Linked DNA regions of Homo sapiens: region 2 is linked to region 1. A link is an interaction called in ENCODE POLR2A ChIA-PET data of the cell type or tissue named here. Cell type or tissue: A673. All regions are shown on one strand. Links, peaks and the distances in the headings refer to the core of each region. The heading gives the core; the rest is flanking DNA.

Region 1 (2,929 bases), core at 127-2,626:
GATTTCACTCATATCCTTTAAGGTGGTCAAGTATCGTATGAGAGAAAAGAGTGGTTACATCTTGCGGGGCATGATCTAAATTAAAATTTCATTTTCTAAATTTGAATAATGAGGAAAATTCTTCGAAAACGAAATGGAACAGAGAAAGCTTAATTATTAATCATCAACACCAAAAAAATAAATAAATGCAGTAATTACTGTATTGGGTTAATTTTAAGAAATATAGAAAATAATGTATAATTTTAGAATCCATAAAAGTGTATGTGTTTCCAAATTGGAAACGCATATGGATAGTGCAATAACAATAATGAATTACACCTCTCAACTTTATCACATTTTGGCCTTTTCTATTCTATTGTCTGAGATGAGTCTTCTTATGGGCAGATGGGTAAAATATTTTTAATATTAATTAGACTTCTGGTAAGTTTTCTTAGGAAAAACTTACATGTAGACATAAATTTAAAAGTACACTTCAGACGTGAAGGTATTTAGAGACCAGCATGCATAATTGTACTCGAATATTCTTTTTGAAAACTGTGGGTCGGGGCAGTGGCTTGCGCCTGTAATCCCAACACTTTGGGAGGCCAAGACAGAAGAATAGCTTGAGCCAGGAGTTGAAGAACAGCCTGGGTAATATAATGAGACCCCATCTCTACAAAAAAGAAAAAAAATAAAATTAGTTGGGCGTGGTAGTGTGTGCCTGTAGTCCTAGCTACTCAGGAGGCTGAGGTGGGAGAATTGCTTGAGCATGGGAAGTGGAGGCTGCATTGAGCCATGATCATGCCACTGCACTCCAGCTTGGGTGACAGAACAAGACTCTATTTCCAGAGAAAAAAAGAAAGAGAAGAAAGAAAGAAAGAGAGAGAGGAGGGAGAGAGGGAAGGAAGGAAGGGAGGGAGGAAGGAAGGAAGGAAGGAAGGAAGGAAGGAAGGAAGGAAAGAAAAACTGTGCAATATAGACTGTGATTAGGAATCAAGACAAGAAAAAATTATCACTATTGCATAGGTAGTTCTATTGCAGACAAATGAGCTAGATTTATGCTAGCTATATCTCACTCCACATATCTAGTCACAAAACACCTATAAATTTTTTCACTTCACAAAAGAAATATTCCTCCTTATTACTTCCTACAAATGAAAATTCAAGTGATGGAAATAACCTGAAAGCTTTAACTGCAGACTTCCTTTTAGCTCTAAGATTATGTGGACTCTAATTGGCAAGTGTGTTGTGAAAATGTAATGAATACCAGGAGCAGAAATAATCAGTTCCATCATTCTCAGCCTTATTTAAACAATGGTTTATACAGTGACATGGGCAGCAAGAAATCTGTTCTCCTCCTCCAGCTGGAATAGTCACGCTGAGCTGATCTATTTAATAATGACTGACTAAATATTTACAACAAGTTGCTTTTGTTTTAAAGCTCAGAGTCAAGATATTTAGAAACTATGATGAGTTTATTTCCAGAGGTCACAAATTAACATTCTTGACTTTAGGGAAAGATAACCATATACGGTATAACATTTTTATTCATGGTGGTAATATATCACAGGACAGATCCTGATTGGGTGTGAAATATTGAGCTCTTCTCTGCCAAAGTTTACCAAATAGTTAGAAATCATTTTCATTGTTAATTTGTTTAATGCTTAAACTGCTATTTGTTCTCTTTAATACATACTGAAGATTATAAAATTTGAACTCATTAATCGGCAATCATGTTAAAGCAGCATTGTCGGATTGCCATCTAGTATCTGAATCAGATTTCATGAAAAGGTGATTTTGTTCTTTTCAATCCTATAGAAAAAAAGGTAAAATCCTATAGAAAAAAAGGTAAAACTATACATAACGATTTCATTTTTTGTAATGTGGTTTTTACAGGAAGAAGCACTTAATGAAGAGAATCCCAAGAATCAAGAGATTGAGCTTTTCACAATAACCTACCACATATAAGGTAGAGAGAAATATGTGTTTCAGCACAGTTACCAGACACTGCAGAGACTGGGCCTCACCGTCGCTCCAGCCCCAAATTTTTGGGCTTCTCACTTTCTTTCTTGTGCTTTAACAGCATCTTCTTCCCTGGTCCATAACATGCAACTCCCCCTTTCACTTCAAGGAGCCTGTAGGTCCTGTCTCTCTCTCTCTCTCTCTCTCTCTCTCTCTCTCTCTCTCTCTCTCTCTCTCTCTCTCTTTCTCTATCTCTCTCTCTCAATAACTTCTTCCTTCACGGATTACCCCCCAAGAAGGATGTAAGTCACTCTCCCAAGTATGTGACTCATGTGTATGTGCAATTGTGTGAAATAAAACATATACAGAGAAGTACACGCAACCAAAAGGTATACTTTAATGATGCAGTTTCACTCTTAATAGTATTGATGAACACAAAGTATTTATTTTAATGTACTCCAGTTTGTAATCTTTAATGTGTTTCTGTGTTCTATTTCATAAACTTTTCTCTACCCAATGCTATAGGCTGAATGTTTATGCCCCCTTGTCTCCAAATTCATATGTTAAAACTTAGTTCTAAATGTGATGGTTTGGATGTTTGTTTCTTACAAATCTCATTTTGAAATGTGATTCCCCAGTGTTGAAGATGGGGCCTTGTCGGAGGTGTTTGTGTCATGGGAGTGGAGCCCTCATGAATGGCTTGGTGCCCTCCCTGTAGTAATGAGTGAGTTCTCACTCTATTCATGCAAGAGCTGGTTGTTTAAAGAGCCTGGAACCTCTCTTGCTCCCTCTCTTACATGTGACACACTTGCTCCTCCTTCACCTTCTGCCATGATTGTTGGCTTCCTAAGGCCTTCACCAGAAGCAGATGCTAGCACCATGTTTCTTGTACATCTGTAAAACCATAAACCAAAATAAATCCCTTTTCTTTATAATTTACCCAGAATCAGGTCTTCCTTTCTAGCAATGCAAAACAGACTAACACAGA
Region 2 (2,929 bases), core at 116-2,615, 1.1 Mb after region 1:
TCCTGGGCTCACCAGTGCAGGCATTGGGCCCTAAAGGCTTCAGGCAGCCTTGCCTTCTCACTATGTGATGTCCTGTGCCACCCTGAAACTCTACAGAGGGTCCTTACCTGTAAAAAGGCCCTTACCAGATGCCACCCCTCAACCTTGAACTTCCCAGTCTCCAGAATTGTAAAAAATATTTTTTTTCTTTATAACTTACCCAGTCTCAGATATTCAGTTATAGCAACAGAAAACAGAATAAGACGCATTTCGTAGAGGTTTCTATAGATGATACATAGATGCATGAATGGATAGATGCTCTTTATAAATTAGAATATTAATCAATCAGTTAACTTATTTGTGGAAAGCATTTTTACTCAGCTTGTCAATAATGAATTTAAATATTTTAATGTAGAAAAGGTTTTTGTTTAACTTTTATGTGCCCAAATATATTAGTCTTTTGCATTGATATTCTGCCTTTTCTATGTTTAAAATATCCTTTAAAGGGGCCTAAGTATTTATTTTGGAAGTGTGTGTTTTCTATGAAAGAATTCTCCAAGATACAAAACCACTCTCTCCTTTAAGAGATGTTTTTACTTAATGAATGTCCATAAAAAAGAAAAGGATATAATAACACCATTCTATGTTTTTATATGTTAGATTTTAGTTAATTCTATACATTAAGTTACACTTAATTGGCATTATTTTTGAAGACTGAAATATATGTTGGATGAATGAAACAAAATAGAAAATAAAAGAGTAATAACAAAATAAATATTTAGTGCCAGGCACGGTGGCTCATGCCTGTAATCCCAGGCCTTTGGGAGGCTGAGGCGGGAGGATCACTTCCTGAGGTCGGGAGTTCGAGACCAGCCTGACCAACATGGAGAAACCCTGTCTCTACTAAAAATACAAAATTAGCTGGGTGTGGTGGCGCATGCCTGTAATCCCAGCTACTTGGGAGGCTGAGGCAGGAGAATCACTTGAACCCAGGAGGCGGAGGTTGTGGTGAGCCGAGATCACGCCATTGCACTCCAGCCTGGGCAACAAGAGTGAAACTTAATCTCAAAAAAAAAAAAAAAAACCTCAAAAAACAAAACCAACCAAACAAACAAAAACAAAATAAATATTTGGTAAGTGGATAAATAAACGAATCCCTATAAATTAACATAACTCCAAGTTGTCACAGTTGATAGTTAAATGCTTAACTGAATATTTTGCCATTTTAAGAATTACTGTTAATATTTTTCTATCTTTATCCTAAAAAGGATTCTTCTCGACCTTTGTATGCTATTTTAATCACTCCCTTAAAGCTCTATTTAATCACTCCCTTAAAGCTCATAATTTTTATCTGCCCTTGCTTTTTATAGTTTCCTTTCAGCGCTTCATATTTCCTTCCCTTTGTAGTTTATTTGATCCATAAAGAGCGTACTTAAAATTTTTCCTACTTCCGCACTGTTAGGTTCTCATTAAGCTTATTTCATATGCCCAGCATAATTTGAATGTCTTATTTCCCATTACTGCAAATTTCTTCACATATTCAGAGTTCTCTAATTTATTTTAAGTAAAAGAAGAGTAAAGTAATTAAGACACAGCATACATGGAACAATATAGGAGAAAAGTAGTTCTTTTTAGGTACTAGCTTTTAATATGTAATAAGAGAAATTTAAAATGAAAATTAAGTCTGTATTTATATGGTGAAATAAATATAAAAATTGTTTAAGAAAATTATAAATTAAAAATAGTGATATAGACATTAAAGGTGAAAAAACACACCATCATTTTGGGTAAATTACTTTTCATAGCTATAACTCACAAAAAAACCTTGACATTCAATCTTATAAATGAAGTAGCTTTCAGTTAACATATGCATTTTAATCAAATGTAACATTAGAGGGTAGAACATTGTCTGACCCAAAATAGAGGTTTCATGCATATTTTTTCAAATGTAAATATGTAAACAAAACTTACCAAAAAATGTGGCATTAAAATTTTTCTGACCTTAGCAAATGCTTTTAAACATATTTTAGAAGTTCATAGGCTTTCCAAAGTCATCTATCATTACAAGAATAGCTGTCATTGCTTTTAGTAAAAGTTTCAATTTTCATTGATATCACCATAATTATTACATTACAGGCTTCTTTTTTTTTTTTTTTACTGTTTCTGTTACCTCACTTCCAATTCCTATACTTCACTTTACCTTTTCTTATTTTTTTATTTTATTATTATTACACTTTAAGTTTTAGGGTACATGTGCACAACGTGCAGGTTTGTTACATATATATACATGTGCCATGTTGGTGTGCTGCACCCATTAACTTGTCATTTAGCATTAGGTATGTCGCCTAATGCTATCCCTCCCCCCTCTCCCCACCCCACAACAGTCCCCGGTGTGTGATGTTCCCCTTCCTGTGTCCATGTGTTCTCATTGTTCAATTCCCACCTATGAGTGACAGCATGCGGTGTTTGGTTTTTTGTCCTTGCGATAGTTTGCTGAGAATGATGGTTTCCAGTTTCATCCATGTCCCTACAAAGGACATGAACTCATCATATTTTATGGCTGCATAGTATCCCATGGTATATATGTGCCACATTTTCTTAATCCAGTCTATCGTTGTTGGACATTTAGGTTGGTTCCAAGTCTTTGCTAGTGTGAATAGTGCCGCTATAAACATACGTGTGCATGTGTCTTTATAGCAGCATGATTTATAGTCCTTTGGGTATATACCCAGTAATGGGATGGCTGGGTCAAATGGTATTTCTAGTTCTAGATCCCTGAGGAATCGCCACACTGACTTCCACAGTGATTGAACTAGGTTACAGTCCCACCAACAGTGTAAAAGTGTTCCTATTTCTCCACATCCCCTCCAGCACCTGTTGTTTCCTGACTTTTTAGTGATCGCCATTCTAACTGGTGTGAGATGGTATCTCATTGTGGTTTTGATTTGCA

The links. Peaks named below come from ENCODE experiments on the same cell type or tissue, not always from the same donor. Only the 100,000 strongest peaks of a DNase experiment are listed, where the experiment ranks them.
Region 2: POLR2A ChIA-PET joins it to region 1 with 6 read pairs; 1 of 35 experiments calls an interaction of 5 or more read pairs at or near these places.

What each region holds. Positions count from the first base shown.
Region 1 is chr3:152,726,947-152,729,875 of GRCh38, reverse strand. No RefSeq gene overlaps it. Among named protein-coding and RNA genes, the nearest start is that of P2RY1, 110 kb to the left of the region's middle. In A673, for the core only: no CTCF peak of the experiment used is centred there; a DNase peak (open chromatin) is centred at 1,065; H3K27ac peaks cover 2,500 bases.
Region 2 is chr3:151,614,099-151,617,027 of GRCh38, reverse strand. All of the region lies in intron 1 of LINC02066 (long intergenic non-protein coding RNA 2066), which reads right to left. It also overlaps a transcript of IGSF10 not described here. Among named protein-coding and RNA genes, the nearest start is that of MIR5186, 50 kb to the right of the region's middle. In A673, for the core only: no CTCF peak of the experiment used is centred there; a DNase peak (open chromatin) is centred at 1,367; H3K27ac peaks cover 443 bases.